Linked DNA regions of Mus musculus: region 2 is linked to region 1. A link is a contact called in ENCODE POLR2A ChIA-PET data. All regions are on one chromosome and are shown on one strand. Each heading gives the region's core, a stretch centred on a gene start or an enhancer-like site at or near the end of the contact. The rest is flanking DNA. Distances are from core to core; before and after follow the strand shown.

The links. ChIA-PET counts read pairs that join two places held with the same protein, here RNA polymerase II (POLR2A).
Region 2: POLR2A ChIA-PET joins it to region 1 with 11 read pairs in embryonic stem cell. The contact joins the promoter of Tmem144 here to the promoter of 4930579G24Rik in region 1. POLR2A ChIA-PET finds 5 or more read pairs at or near these places in 5 of 5 experiments (Patski and embryonic stem cell).

What each region holds. Positions count from the first base shown.
Region 1 is chr3:79,625,213-79,633,146 of GRCm38, forward strand. It overlaps 4930579G24Rik (RIKEN cDNA 4930579G24 gene), which reads left to right and starts at 3,867. Exons shown (of 2, transcript NM_029482.1): 1 at 3,867-4,144; 2 at 5,917-7,608. The coding sequence starts at 3,965. The coding sequence ends at 6,072. Etfdh (electron transferring flavoprotein, dehydrogenase) reads right to left here and starts at 3,555. Exons shown (of 13, transcript NM_025794.2): 1 at 3,306-3,555. The coding sequence starts at 3,339.
Region 2 is chr3:79,838,432-79,846,365 of GRCm38, forward strand. Tmem144 (transmembrane protein 144) reads right to left here and starts at 4,478. Exons shown (of 12, transcript NM_001379543.1): 1 at 4,340-4,478; 2 at 707-875. The coding sequence starts at 815.

The DNA of each region.
Region 1 (7,934 bases), core at 2,617-5,116:
AAAGCTACATGGACTAGATCCTGAACCAGAAAATGGGAACCTGAATAGTTTTGTAGTATAATAACATTTCATCAATGTTAGTTTTTTGTTTTTGTTTTTTGAGACAGGGTTTTTCTGTGTAGTCCTGGCTGTCCTGGAACTCACTCTGTAGACCAGGCTGGCCTCAAACTCAGAAATCTGCCTGCCTCTGCCTCCCAAGTGCTGGGATTAAAGGTGTGTGCTGGGCTGGTGAGATGGCTCAGTGGGTAAGAGCACCCGACTGCTCTTCCGAAGGTCCAGAGTTCAAATCCCAGCAACCACATGGTGGCTCACAACCATCCGTAATGAGATCTGACTCCCTCTTCTGGAGTGTGTGAAGACAACTACAGTGTATTTACATAAAATAATAAATAAATCTTTAAAAAAAAAAAAGGTGTGCGCCACCACCGTCCAGCCAATGTTAGTTTCTTAGTCTCCATATTCACCATGATTATATATGATGTTAAGTTTGAGAAGGACACATGGGAACTCTATTTTCTCTGCAACTCATCTGAAAGCCTAAAGCAAGTACAAAATAAAAAGTTAAATAAAAAATACAGTGATAGGCAGATCGAAGACTGAAATACAAGAGCTACAGCTATTCAGATGGGCATGGTGATGTCTTTAATCCCAGTACTTAGAGGCAGAGCCAGGGGGATCTCTGTGACAATAAGGCCAGTCTAGACTACACAGGGAGTTCCAGCCCAGCTAGGGCTACACTGAGACTCCGTTTCAAAAACAAAAACAATTATGTGCTTCTTAACAGGATCAGAACCTTCCTAGTAACGATTTCAATGGCTATGTACATAGAAGCCTGTGAAACTGTTTAATTTCCGTCACAATAGTGAGGTCTTTTCTAACTTGGACTATGTCTTATAAAGCATCTACAAGTGAGGAAACTTTTGTAAATGGACTGTAAAAAGTAGTAAAGACAAGGAATTTCATTTTGACTATATAATTTACACTTTCCTGGACAGGATGAATGGTTAAGAATTTTCCATTTTAATACTATGTCTTGGATGGGGTGTGGCTCAGTTGGTAGAGTGCTTGCCTAGTTGGATCCCCAGTACATCATAAGCCATGTGGTAATGCACAGTGGGGAGATCAGAAATTCAAGGTTATCTCCAGCCACACGACAATCAGATTATAGCCAACCTGTGCTATATGAGAACCTGTTCCAAACAAAATATCCCTCATAACTTTCTGAGATGTGAAATAACGATAAGCCCTATTTACATCAGACAAATAGGAATTCAGATAGTTTCTTCTAATACTTGTCAAATTCTGAGAACAGTAATTGATCTGAAATTATCTCTGAAATCATGGAACCTGAGGCCATGGTAAATTTTTTCTTAATTAAATAGAAAGAAGAAGGCCGGGTGTGGTGGCGCATGCCTTTAATCCCAGCACTTGGGAGGCAGGGGCAGGCGGATTTCTGAGTTCGCGGCCAGTCTGGTCTACAGAGTGAATTCCAGGTCAGCCAGGGCTACACAGAGAAACCCTGTCTCAAAAACCAAAAAAACCAAAAACCAAACCAAACCAAAACAAAAGAAAAACAAAAGAAAAAAAAAGAAGACGAAATATTTTTAACAAATTATTCTTATATAAACTAATTTTATTTTTACCACCAATTACATGGTTAATATTTTTAAATATTTTAACAAAATAGTTTCTCAAGTGATACCTGGCATCAAGACAATAAATTTGAATGAAGTGGGGAAAAAAAAAACATTTGGAGTAGAAGTCTAATGTCTTGTAAATACTATACATTTCTTTTGATAATTTTAAAGAGGTAGGGAAACAAATCTTCCCTAGCTTGTTTTGCACATTAAAAAGTATTATATTGCTGGGCAGTAGTGGTGCAGGCCTTTAATCCCAGCACAGGCAGAGGCAGGTGGATGGAGCTCTGTGAGGTTGAGGCCAGCCTGGTCTACAGAGCCAGTTCCTGGGCAGCCAGGACCACACAGAGGAACTCTGCCTTGAAAAAAAATCAATCTATCAGTCGATGATATTGAAATACTTTATTAAGTCCAAGATTAAATCTTTTTTTTTTTACCCTAATTCACGGGGGAAAGATATTTATAAGTACTTATAGGCAAATTTGGTTGAGTTCAAACATACTATCATCATTTAAAAGGTATTTATTATACCCTGTAGTTTACCATATACAAGTTATCATTTACTTCTGAAAATTCATTCTATTATTTGTACAGCTACTAATTTGCTCGAGAACAGTTGGAACCGTGGCCTCTGATTCCCACCAGAGAATTTTAAAAAGGTATAACGTTTATTCCTTTGCTTAAACGAGCATGGTATCTCTCATGACCCATCTGAACATTTAGGCATAAAGACAGAGTTCCAGTAGAAAGCAAAGTCAGAGTCACTGAACACCGGATCAGCCATACACGACATACTTAGCACATTTAGTTGTCACCACTAGAGGTAACACTGAGTAATGAAAATGTAACAAATTAGCGTTTAAAGAAAAGTCACTGACTAGATCCAAGACTGCATCTAAATTAGACTGTAAACTGATGGCTCTCAAAGCATACCATCTTCTGTGGATAATAGATGCTTGGTTTGAATATACACCATATTGTTTAAACAAGTATACAAATACTTGTTTAAAAATCCCACAGCCAAATTAACTTCAGTAAAGATTTATATTAAGCCAGTTACAACAGAATTCAAGATCCTCTAAACTTCTGTTTGAACGAGGGGGTTGTTTTTAAGTAAAAACTTAAAACTATCCTGCAACTGCTTTAAGAAACACCCATAACAGAAACGCCTGGTGTTAACTCTGGATAATGCAGAAAAAATTCCGACTCCAGACATAATTGGTAATATATGAGTTAATACGATATGAGAGCTCAGACTTCAATTAAGATTAGACTATTATGGCTGCAAAGTCAGGTCAGAGCCAAGGCGAAAACCCACACAAGTTTTTCTTTCTTTCCCATTCCTAATAAGGCGGCAGATAATACCTGAGCCTTGAGGTAAAGATTAGGAGCGGCATTTGGGGGAACTCCACCGAGGGGGCAGTGTTGACAATTTTCTCTTCTCATGACCTTTAACCTAGATGATAATTCTGCCAACTGGGGCAACTCCAAGGTCGGTAAGGTAGGGTCGGCCACCAGGCGCTGACAGCATTGACCTTTGCCCTAGTTTAGCCTAAGACAATAGACAAGGAAAGAGATGCTGGCAGTACCCCGGGTGTGGCCCCAGTCTTGTTTTGTCCCAACTTATCCACCTTGCTCCTTCTGTCCCCACCAGGAGTTTCGTCTCACCAGGGCAGGACAGCTTGGTTAGTCGCACCAACATGTTCAAAGTGACCCGGAGACTTGACCAGATACAAAGGAGAGAGGCGTGGGTCTGCGGCTTGCCGAGGGTGCTGGACTTCTAGGCTACGAGGGGCGCCATCACCTGCCAAGAAGCCCCGACTGCTCAGCTTCTGTCAGCGTCTGGGCTCTGCCGACCGCCCTTGCTTCGCGGCGTACCCGCCCCTCTTCTGCTTTGCGCCGGCGCCACAGAGGACACGAAGGCCAGTAAGGTTTCCGGGTCACATACAAGCCAGGAAAAGGCAGAAGACTCCATCTCCCAGTCATCCTCAGCCAGGAACCTAGTGTGCAGAAGAGGCCGACAAGCTCTCGCGTGTGCGCATGCGCCCTAGAAGCATAGCGAGGCTGATTTGCTAGGCATTCTGGGAGTTGTAGTGTTTAGCTCCTGGAGCTGTGCGCAGGAGCCTGGTGACGCCTGGCTTGATATCTGATTGGCTGTCTGGAAAAAATGAGACGTACTTGGGGTCCAGGGCAGAGACAAACGAGAAGATGGGGCGGGACTCCGTGTGGGAGGAGGCGGAGCCTATGGGCTTTGGGCGCGAGCGGTCGAAAGGCAGTTGGTGAGGGTTCGGTTGCTTGATCCGGTCCAGTAGCCCCAGCTCACTCCCATGGCTGACTCTGAGGAGTTTCGGGCTTCTTCGCCGCCGCCGCCGCCTCCCTCATCTCCGTCGTCAGGCGCCTCTTCGTCGTCCCTCAGCATGCCAGTGAGTTTGGGCTGGCGGGATCCGAGCAGGAGTCCCGGTCCAACCGTGGACCCGCTGGAGCAAGTGGAGCTGCAGATCGGAGACGTGAGTGTCGCCGTTGCGGCTGAGAGCTGATTGCAGCTAGGGTGCTCCTGCCTGCGGTTCTTGGAGTTGAGGGCTAGCCTCGGCTCTCTCTTCCCGCATCTTTCTTTCCTTCTCCTTCTGCTAGCGGTCATCCGCAGCCCCGCTGCCAGGATCCTCTCTCCGCCTCCTCCCATCCCTCGGAGCACTTTGGGCGGTCATAGCTTGCCTCCTTGCCCATTGGTGCTTTCTAAGGGACTCGAGCTTGTGCTTCTAGTTGGCCACCAGCCCAGGGCCAGCTGGTGATGCTGTTGTGTGTCGCTTACTTGGCTCTGTGTTGGACTTGAGTGGACCAGGGCTAATCACAGCCGGCAGATGGATTTGATAGGACAGTTTAGAACAGAATCTTGCAATGCAAAAATTCTGTAAAGTTTTTGTTCAATCTCGAATTCCCAGAAATAACTTCCTGACCCCAACACGTATAACGCTGAGGGGTTGGAGGGTCACAGCGGCACTTTATTTATTTATTATTAGGTATTTTCCTCATTTACATTTCCAATGCTATCCCAAAAGTCCCCCATACCCTCTCCCACTCCCCTACCCACCCACTCCCACTTTTTGGCCCTGGCGTTCCCCTGTACTGAGGCATATAGAGTTTGCCAGTCCAATGGGCCGTTCTTTCCATTGAAGGCCGACTAGGCCATCTTTTGATACATATGCAGCTAGAGTCAAGAGCTCCGGGGTACTGGTTAGTTCATAATGTTGTTCCACCTATAGGGTTGCAGATCTCTTTAGCTCCTTGGGTACTTTCTCAAGCTCCTCCATTGGGGGCCCTGTGATCCATCCAATAGCTGACTGTGAGCATCCACTTATGTGTTTACAGTGGCACTTTATAAGGACTCTTTGAGAGGGAGAAAGGACTGAAGTATGTAGCAGACAATCTTCCTGGAGAGGGTTGTGGAATAACCACACAAAAGATTTGGAAACTAGAACTGGCTGACAGGTTTTTATTCTTTTGTCAAAAGAGATGGCTGAAGTATTAGTCCAGGTCCCTCCCCCCAAACAATACAGGTTACAAATAAATGTGAACAATAAATGCTGACATGATATAAAAAAAGTGTTATTTTATATTTTTTGGTGAAGAAAGCATTTGATTTAAAAGTGAGTTTTTCATAGCTGTGTGTGATTTTAGATGTTCTGTCAGCTCAGCTTAGAGTATAAGTTCTTTGATTTTATTATTTATTTACTTATTTATAGCTCAAAAATAAGTGTTCATGGGTGAAAATAGTGGAACAGGGCTTTTCTTACTTCGTTACCAGGCAAAGTGAGGAAGTCCTTTGGATGGCTCTGCCACTTTTAGTCAAGAGGTTTCCAGGTTGCCTTGGGGAAATATATGAGAGTTGGATGTGTTTTCTGTTAAAAATACTGACTTGTCATATTCAGTGAGTATTTTTATGGCAGGTATTCTTCCTTAAAGTTACGTTATGAAAAAATTTAGAGGCTCTGAGTGCAGCTTGGGTAGAGCTGTGTGCCTCCCCTGTTCTGAGACTTCGGCTTCAAGAAAGAACCAGTGTTTTTTTTTTTTTTTTTTTTTTTGAAAATTCATTTCTTTTAAAGAAAAACATGTGGGCATTTGATTGAAGGTTTTAAGCTATATTTAGACTATGAAGTTAGATGAGGATTTTTTTTTTTAAAAAGCGTGTGTGGGGTTCAGGGTGTAGCTCAGTGCTGGAGGTCCTGGGTACCAGTACCACAAACAAACCCGCTTGACTTTTCTTTCTTTCATTAAATTGTAGGCGGCGTTTTCATTAACTAAACTTCTGGAAGCCACGTCTGCGGTATCAGCTCAAGTGGAAGAACTTGCCCTGAAATGTACAGAAAATGCACGCTTCCTTAAGACGTGGCGCGACCTCCTGAAAGAAGGCTATGATTCCCTGAAACCCGACAACTGACTTGCCGATGTAGTCGCGTAAAGCCTTGCACAGGACCTATTTGCACGTAGAGCACATGGACGCGGCTGCCTGTCTCCAGGCATTTAGACTGAGAATGGGACTTTTCTTGGTATTCTCGACTTGGTGAAAGCAGAATACTGGGCTCTTTTATTTGCTTGTGTGTTTTCTCTGATATGGCAGTATTTTACCTTAGATGCTTTCTGCCCTCTAAGCTTTTGTCGACTCCTTTATGAGAGCTCATTCCATCCGTAAGTAATGTCGCAATAGTGCCTCCCTGCACCCAGGTCATCATTTGTTTTGTGAGAAGATGACAAGAATGCTTGAGTTGGGAGTTGAGCGCGGTGTGTCTCCTAAGGCGGGCGATGAGGATTTCGGGTGCGTGGTCCAGCTCCACAGGACACCTATTGGAAAACTGGCGGTGGCCCTTACTTACTTCCTTATCCCAGTGCCCACAGCCAGGTCACAACACTCACTGTCTGTGAATGAGACTCGATGAGTTAATTAAAGCTACTTTTGACTCCTGTCTTTTAGGATGAAGACTGTTTCTCTAAGAAAACTGTATGAATCTAAGCTTCATTGACTTGAAGGAAAAATTCTCTCTTTCATTCTCTCTATTTTAATGGGAAGCTGACATTTTTTTCTGTCTTGAAGCAGTCTTCCTGGGAAGCCCAGGCTCCTGTCTTAGGGGCCAGGACTACTGGTACGCAAGACAGTTTTGAATTTTGATGATGATCTTCAAATACATTTTTTTGCCGGGTGTTGGTGGCTCACACCTTTAATCCCAGCACTCGGGAGGCAGAGGCAGGCAGATTTCTGAGTTTGAGGCCAGCCTGGTCTACAGAGTGAGTTCCAGGACAGCCAGGGCTACACAGAGAAACCCTGTCTTGAACCCCCCCCCCCCAAAATATATATATTTTCTCATTCTACGAGTCCATTTTTAAAAAGCTTTTACTTCATAAAATGAAAACTTTTATAGAATAATACATGTTTTTCTATTTTTATAGTTAACTACTCCCATAGTTAATATTTCTCTTGTTGTTGGTGTTCTATATATGTTCAGTTGCTGTGTTTGAAATACCTTATCTAATTTATGGCTGTATGCTAGCTACTACTTAGTGGAGTTTTGCAAGTTATTTACAGAATTCTAATGTTGGTTTCCTGTCAGACGAGGATAGTTTAAGGCCCCACCTTATCTGTACTGTGTTTTCTGTCCATCTGTCCATCTGTCTTCAAGCCATGGACTACCTTGATGCACAAGACCTTGAAGTATTGATGTGATGTCTGTGTAGATATGTTGATGTGAATAGAACTCTATTCTGAAGTCTCACTGGGGAGCTATGATGGGGACAAATGGATGGACAAAGACTAGTTTCGACATAGTCATAGTTAGTGATTTTTTTTTTCTTTAAATTAAGCTCACACAACACATATAGTGTGATTTCTATACCAAAGGATGCTTATTTCTGTATAAGAGAAATACTTATATATTCTGAAAATGCAATTTAAAAATTTATAAAAATAAATATTACAAGTAAATTTCCGTTTCTTTAGACTCATTATTTAAAACTTTATGAGATAGTTCAACCATAGAGAAAAGGCCAATGATTTAAAGAATTCTTGTGTATTTCCATGCAGGGTTAATTAAGTTTATAGTTTTATTTTTCAGCTGTCCCCTCACCCTAAGTGTTAGACTCACTGGAACTTTCCATTGCTACCTCTTACACCCATCCCTTGTTTTCTCACCATAGCCACTCAGAAGTATTAATTTTTTTGTTAATTTTTGATTAAATGGTATTAAATAGTTGTTGATTTGTATCCCCTGCTACTTCAAACCCTGCTGAAGACTGAGCCCAGGGCCTTGT
Region 2 (7,934 bases), core at 3,228-5,727, 210 kb after region 1:
ATGTGTAGAGACCACTGCCTATGGATTATTGCAGGGCTGTAGGAATAGGGGTCTGACATCAGATGTCAGTGAACATGAGGTATAGCATATACGGTAAACTTGGGATCGCCTGCGGTGAACTGAAAAAGCATGGTATATTGTTGCCTGGCAAGGAGGTATGCCTGTGTGTGCACATGTGGTAAACTGAGGAGGCCTGGTGCACAGCTCTGTGGAGAGGGATGCATGTGCGCATGCCTAGGTGACAGTCCTGCCGCACATCTTTCTTTAACTGAGAGCAGCGTTCTGCGTTTGCCTCAGGATTTGTTAGAGAAGAGCTTGTTCACTAGTAAACAGGTTTGTGTTATATGCTCAGCTTGGTGTCTCCCTTATCAGGTGGGTCGTTATTGGTTTTCAAATGAATGCTGATAGTGGAACTGGCCATAACTTACCTATTTTATAAACACAGCAGACACAGTCAAGCAGCTTTTCCAGTGGTACCCACCGTGGCTTTGCTACAAAGCACCATCTGTCCTTCCTGTCCTGACTCACCCTCAGTGCGCCACAAGGGGCACTGTGAGACGATTTATGTGAGTTCTAGTCACTAGGCCTTATGAGCAATAAAATGTAATTTTTTAAAAGCCGTTATTTTAAAAAGATAAAACAAAAACAAAGCAAATAACCAAGACACTTAAAAGCAAGCTTAGGTTAACAATAAAAAACCAATTACCATCGCCAGTGTCATATTTTTTAAGTGGTACAAAGTTGGAGCCAAACAGGAGGATTGCCGCAGCAGAGGAGAGGTAGCCGGTGGTGAGGTCTGTTGCATTGCTGCTCATGGTTGCAGGGTAGCAGACAGCAGCCCGTCTTACTTTCGATCTGTGTTTTTACAGGAGATTCTGAAATTCAAAAAAAAGAAGGTGAGAACCTGTGAACCCACTGAGATCTGGACATGAAGTCTCCGAATCAAAAGGAGGCAAAGGCTCCTCTTTGCAGTTAGGTTGCTATGCGAATATCTATCATTTGTAGATGATGCACTTGCATTTGCCCTGTACTTCATTTGTACTATCAATCCTTTTTTTTTAATTAGGTATTTTCTTCATTTATATTTCAAATGTTATCCCAAAAGCCCCCCATATCCTCCCACCCACTCCCCCAGCCACCCACTCCCACTTCTATGCCCTGGAGTTCCCCTGTACTGAGGCATATAAAGTTTGCAAGACCAAGGGGCCTCTCTTCCCAATGATGGCTGACTAGGCTATCTTCTGCTACATATGCAGCTAGAGACACGAGCTCCGGGGGTACTGGTTAGTTCATATTGTTGTTCCACCTATAGGGTTGCAGACCCCTTTAACTCCTTGGGTATTTTCTCTAGCTTCTCCATTGGGGGCCCTGTGTTCCATCCAATAGCTGACTGTGAGCATACACTTCTGTTGGCCAGGCACCGGCATAGTCTCACAAGAGACAGATATATCAGGGTCCTTTCAGCAAAATCTTGCTAGTGTATGCAATGGTGTCAGCATTTGGAGGCTGATTATGGGATGGATCCCTGGGTGCGGCAGTCTCTGGATGGTCCATCCTTTCGTCTTAGCTCCAAACTTTGTCTCTGTAACTCCTTCTATGGGTGTTTTGTTCCCAATTCTAAGAAGGGGCAAAGTGACCACACTTTGGTCTTCATTCTTCTTGAGATTCATGTCTCAGAAAATTGGACATAGTACTACTGGAGGATCCCGCAATACCTCTCCTGGGCATATATCCAGAAGATGTTCCAACCGGTAAGGACACATGCTCCACTATGTTCATAGCAGCCTTATTTATAATAACCAGAAGCTGGAAAGAACCCAGATGCCCCTCAGCAGAGGAATGGATACAGAAAATGTGGTACATTTACACAATGGAGTACTACTCAGATATTAATATGCACTCACTGATAAGTGGATATTAGTCCAGAAACTTAGAATACCCAAGATACAAGTTTCAAAAAATATCAATCCTTTTTTTAATCACGAACTTATAATAAGATAAACCATTTTTTTTCCCTTCAGAGTTTGAAAATCTAACTTTTCACAGGATCTGGATCCAGTATTTTCTACATGAGAAGGGTCGTTTCCCTGTAAAGCAATCCGGCATGATGAACATGTTTCTGGTCTCTGTTGTGTCAATTAAATTCAAGCTTGCCTGAGAAGACTTTCAGAACTAAGTAAGTGTTTTGTAAGTGAGTTTTGCTGTGTTTGGGACATTCGCGTAAAGGTGCACTCAGGTTGCATGGCCATTACAGATTTAGGATCTTTTTTGTCCGTTGGTAGAGCCTTGGGTAGCAAGTTCATGGCTCAAGAGTCTTTCCTAAGGTACAGACCAGTGATGGAGCATGTGCTTAATATGACTGGACACTGGGTTCACTCCCCGGCACAGGGCACACACAGGATGTTCATGCTGTATGCATGCATAAATAAATATCTATACCATCAATTTTTAAAAATGAAGATAAAAGATGATCTTGCAAAATCCAACCTCACCAGCAGTGTGGTTCAAACGGCAGCTTACAGAAGAGTACAAAGTCGGCAGGTAGACATCCCTGCTGTGCACTCTGGGAGCACCAAGTCGCACAAAGTAACTAACCTTTCAATACAATTATTCAGGTCAAGACAAGGAAAGAAATCAGGTCTTCAGCTAAATTATATTTTAAGTACTCAGTTGACGAAGGTGTCCATCAGCCAAGATTCTGATCCCTGCAAATTTAGAATTTTCTGTCACTGTAAAAAGTTCTATCAGATATCATTGCTACAAAAAAAGTTCTGGCTCTCTCAGTGAAGAAAAGAGGAATGTGGTATCAGGAAAGATCCTTGGCACATACCAACAGCCCCAGCACTTGGGAACCTGTGTAAAGACTTCTCTTTGTTCACTAAATAAATAGGACAGATAAAAAAATATCAGGGCTTTTAAATACGAGGCAGGAGATTCCATTTAGACCTAATAAATAAGCAAATAACTAACAGGACTTCTAAATATGAGGCAGGAGAGCTATTTGGAAAGCTGTCCTGGGACTTAAAATACAGGTTTAATAGCGAAGAAATCATTTTTTTTCCATTTTAATTAAAACAAGCAAAGCAAGTGCATGGCTAAGAGGACAGTGCCTAACCATTTAATGAGGTAGATTATTTTACAGAAAAGAAGGCTCCACTAAGGGGTATTGATGGGCAGCCACAGGTTTCAGCCTGAATTGGATGAATAATTAGTAGTGCTAATTAGAGCGCATGACCTCATTTGACTGCTGAATCAACTCCAGTCAGTTATTGCCTTAGATAAACGATGTTCGTTTACAGCACACGGCTCCAGAGCATTTCCAAAAGCACATGATCTAATTCCCTGTGAACCAACAATCCCAGACTGCCATAAGGAAGAGTCCATCTCGCGTTAAATCAGTGACATTTCTGTGGTAAAGAGAAGCATCATTACTTTACTGAACATGTATCCCCAACCCTTTTTTCGCACAAACCTAGCCCCAAATTATTCCTCTAAAAATCTTATTTTCAGTCTAGGTTGGTAGCAAGCTAACTTCCGGCACTCAGAAGGCAGAAGCAGGAAGATCTTTGAGATCATCGCCTGCTTGGTTTACATAGCTAGTTCCAGACCATCCAGGACAACACTAGTGTGACCCTGTCTTTAAAAAAGCAAGCAAGCAAACAAAATCCATTATTATTATTATTATTATTATTATTATTATATTTTTTAATAATACGGCATGCTCGGCAAACGCTCTGCTCAGCTATACCCGAACCCCGTTTTTACTTTGTTTGATTTGAGACAGTCTCGCCAAGCTTTTCTAGGCAGACTTTAAACTCGCTTCAGAGCTCAGTCAAGCTTTAAACTTGTGCTAGATCCCTCCCATTCATTTAAAATTTTTTCAAGTTTTAGTTAGACAATAGGACCATAAATATCACGTGGGTCAGGTAGCACGTGACCTGCCCACACGCGTTTACCTTAGACAGATTACCAACCAGGCAGCAGCTATCGAAATAGTTCGTATTTCTCCAAGGTAAAAGCTTTCAACATTCCGTGGAAAAGTCTCAAGTCCAAGGATTCTAAGGTTTACGTGTTAAGTATCCACTTAATATTTTATTAAGCTACATTCATTCTTTCTAAAAAATTTACTACTTTCGTTTCATTACTGGTATATCTGCTTTTTCTCCCGACTACTTTAAAGTTTTAAGCAGCTCCTCCCCTGCGTTTAAGATAGTGCCGGCGCTCGATCAATGCCGCCTGCTCTAGTTTAAAGATTTCATTTCTGGTTTCCTTTAATTTCCTCCAATCTGAGTGCAGCTTCGCCTGTCTCTGGGCTGACGTCACGAGTGCTGGCACTTACTTGCTCTGCGAGTTTTCCCGAGGAGCTGAAGGTTGCAGGGCGGCTCTCAGACCCAGGGGCACCTTAGACTCAGGTGACCTGGTGGGGTCTCACTGCGCTGACTCTTCCCTGGACGCGTGCGGACTTCCTGCCGGAATCTGAAGGGAGACCGGAGTCCCTCCCAGGCGGAGGCTCAGGACACCCTCCCAGCGGAGGGCTGGAGCTCAGTCAGGTGACTAAGGAGTCCTCAGGCCCTCTGTCAGTCAGCGAGTTAACTAGAGAGTGTCGTGCCCCCCCCCCCCCCCCCCCTTTAAAGAAGAGCTCGTTCAGTGAGTAGCAAGTCACCTTCTGCTAAACACCACACCTTTAATTGTGCAGTTTGTGGATGAGACAAAGCCGGAGCTACCTCACACAGTTACAAAATAAATGCTCATTCCATCCCGGTTTGCCTTTGTTGTTAGGCAATCTCTCCTAATTTGCACTCCCAACTCTCATTCCCCCTTTTTAAAGTTGAGACAGCTTATTCCGAAGTTGCCTAGACTGGCTTAACGCTCACTCCACAGCCCAAGTAGACTCTGTGATCCTCCTGCCTCAGCCTCCCATGTAGCTGGAATCATGAGCTTAGACAAATGTAAACAATTAATGTGTGCTACTGTAATGTGAACTAAATGCCTTTGTGGCTTGCTGGCACATTTCAGTAGACAAGGGAGGTGGCTTTATACAAATCCATACACTGGAGTTGCGGAAAATAAAGCTTGGCCCGGGAGGTAATTTCTTTGAAAATAGCTTCCAGGAAGCTTTCCTGTGAAACCAGGCTGTGCATCACGTTCCAGAGCAGTAGCTGTATCCCACCCCACCTAAAGAGCTGTAAGAATCAAGAGCAATGGACAGGAGTGCAGGCTTCGGACATCCGATTGAGATTCAGAGGTAAAAGCAACCACTAGCATATGATGTAGATTTACCTGCCTCTTCTGTAGCTGAAAACCACGTGTGTGTGTGTGTGTGTGTGTGACTGTGTGCGTGCGCGTGTGTGTGTATGTGTGCGCGCACGTCCATATGTGTGTCTGTGTGTGCGCTCGTGTGTGTGTGTGTGTGTGTGTGTGTGTGTGTTTGTGTGTGTGTGTGTTCATCTCTCTCTGTCTCCCTCTCTCCCTCTCTCCCTCTCTCTCTCTCTCTCTCTCTCTCTCTCTCTCTCTCTCTGTGCATGTGTTCGTGTGAGTGTGTGTGTGTGACTGTGTGCGTGTGTGTGTGCGTGCATGTGTGTGTATGTGTGCGCGCGCGTCCATATGTGTCTGTGTGCGCGCTCTTGTGTGTGTGTGTGTGTGTGTGTGTGTGTGTGTGTGTGTGTGTGACAGACCTCTCCTAGACAGCAAGGCTGTCTCTCTAGGCCGGATACTAGCACAGCAGAAGACACAGATGTGAACTTCAAGAAGAGGAAGTGCTAGGTCCTGGCCTAGTCTGAGTTTGAGGCAGGCAGGCCTCTTGGAGTGGATTAAGCTGACACCATCCACTATCTGGTCATGTGAGATTCACAAGAAAGAGAAGAAAAGTGGAGACGTTAGGAGATAAGGTTTCTTGAAAGGAAGCCTTGCTTTTCAACTCTACATCCATCAGAGAACTGCACTGGGAGGCAGAGTATCATGAAGAAAGAAAGAAGGTCATTTTCTTAAGAGAAATGATTAATTTAGTGATTGAAAAAATCGAGAAACTTCCTGTTTATGTGCACACATAAACAGGCAGAGATTTGCTTATTAAGTTTAACTTTATGTACTTTGCAATTAATTTCTTTAAATTTTTCCACATTAAATTAAGGTGTTTTGGCAACAACCATAATGTATATGCAGAGGACCTAACGCAGACCCATGGCAGGCTCTGTAATTGCCGGTTCAATCTCCGTGAGCCTCTATGAGCCCTGCTTAGTTGATTCTGTGGGCCGTGTTCTTGTGTTCCTCTGGTTCCTACAATTCCCCGCCTCTTCCACGGGGTCTCCGGAGCCCAAGGGGAGGAACCCAGTGGAGATCTCCAATTTGGGCTCTATGAAACTAATGTTTGACTGTGGGTCTATGCATCTGTTCCTCTCAGCTGTCAGAGGAAGCCCAACTGAGTATTTCAAACTAAGATAGGTTTGCATACTCTTTAGACATCATCTATTGTACACACAGTAGAAGACACTGTAGGAGGAACTTTTATATGTACTGGGCAAGCAAAACATTCCCATGATTCACGTTGCTACTGTCTTTGCTCTACTGCAGCTGTCTGGAGCAGAGTCAGCACAGTTTCCAAGTTAAGCCAACAGTACACAGACCCAGACTCTTTCCCAAAGATACAGAACATAAACAGAATCTAAGATATCATCACTTTATGACCAAAGAGACCCTGTGGCCACACCCTTCACTATTGTTTTAAACTGATATGAAAAACAGACTCCCTCTGTTGAGAATTCCCTAAAATGTAAACGTATGTTGGAGCTCGTTTCAGGCCTGAGAGCTCTTTCTATGGACATTTCTGTCTAGTGCTTCGCACATCATACTAAAGAGAGCCCTAGCCTGAAAGACTCTGATACAGACTTTTAAAGAGATTGCACCTTTTGCACTAATAACCAAACATAAATGTCTATAATGTAAGATCTAGATTTTAACTTTAGCTTCGTCTGTTAGCACTATTTCTCTAGGAAAGTCACTTTTAGTGTTTAAAAAAAAATTTTTTTTTACTTAGCATACAAAATAATGGACTTTAGTTATGACATTTCATCCATTGACATCCTTGTATCCTAATTATATTCACTCTCCCACTCCTCTTTACTGTCCATCTGATGAGACCAGGAGACAGGAATTGGCAGAACAGTTTGTAGGCAGTTCCAGGAAAGTCCTTGGCTCTCTGGCTGGGAATGTCTAAAGGGAGTTAACTCCTTGTGAACCAGCACCCAGCCCTGGAGCTATACCTGGGGTGGGACTGAAAGTCCAGTCCAGGCATTTATCCCCTCTGGCAAAGCTTTAGAATTGAATATCTAGATTTTCACAGTAAAAATGCTTTATATATTTAGTGCTCAACTTTGTCCCATAGCCTAAACGATTTTAGGGTTACCTCTTCAGAGGGGGAAATGCTACAGAAGTCTGTATTGGTGTTCCGATGAGTCTCCTTAAGAGAAATGTTATTTCAATGGCCTAGGGGAGACCTAACATTCCAAGCTTCCCAAAACATGAGAGTTAATGCATTTGGGCTGGTCAGTCTGCAGGCTCACTGACCATACCTGGAAAGGTTGACTTACATTAAGGGATGATAAAGAGGTGGGAAGAATAATTATTCCTTTATCGAGATAGAATGCCTTCCTCACAGCTCTGACGAGGTCTTCATAGAGGGAGTCTCAATGAGGGTCTGCTACTTGATTTCAGAAAGGTGTAACTTTTCCTTTTTATTACTTTCTGTCTCTTTCTTTAGGATATTGGACAGAACATACACATACCTTCCTCCTCTATTTCTCAGAAGCCACCACCCCTGATCATCCACCACGTGGCTGCCTTCAAATGTCTCCATTTCCTCCTCTCCATCTTCCTCCTCTGAGTGGCTGTTGACTATTGAAGCTTCCGTGTCCTAGGCTTTTTCCCTTTAAGTTCTT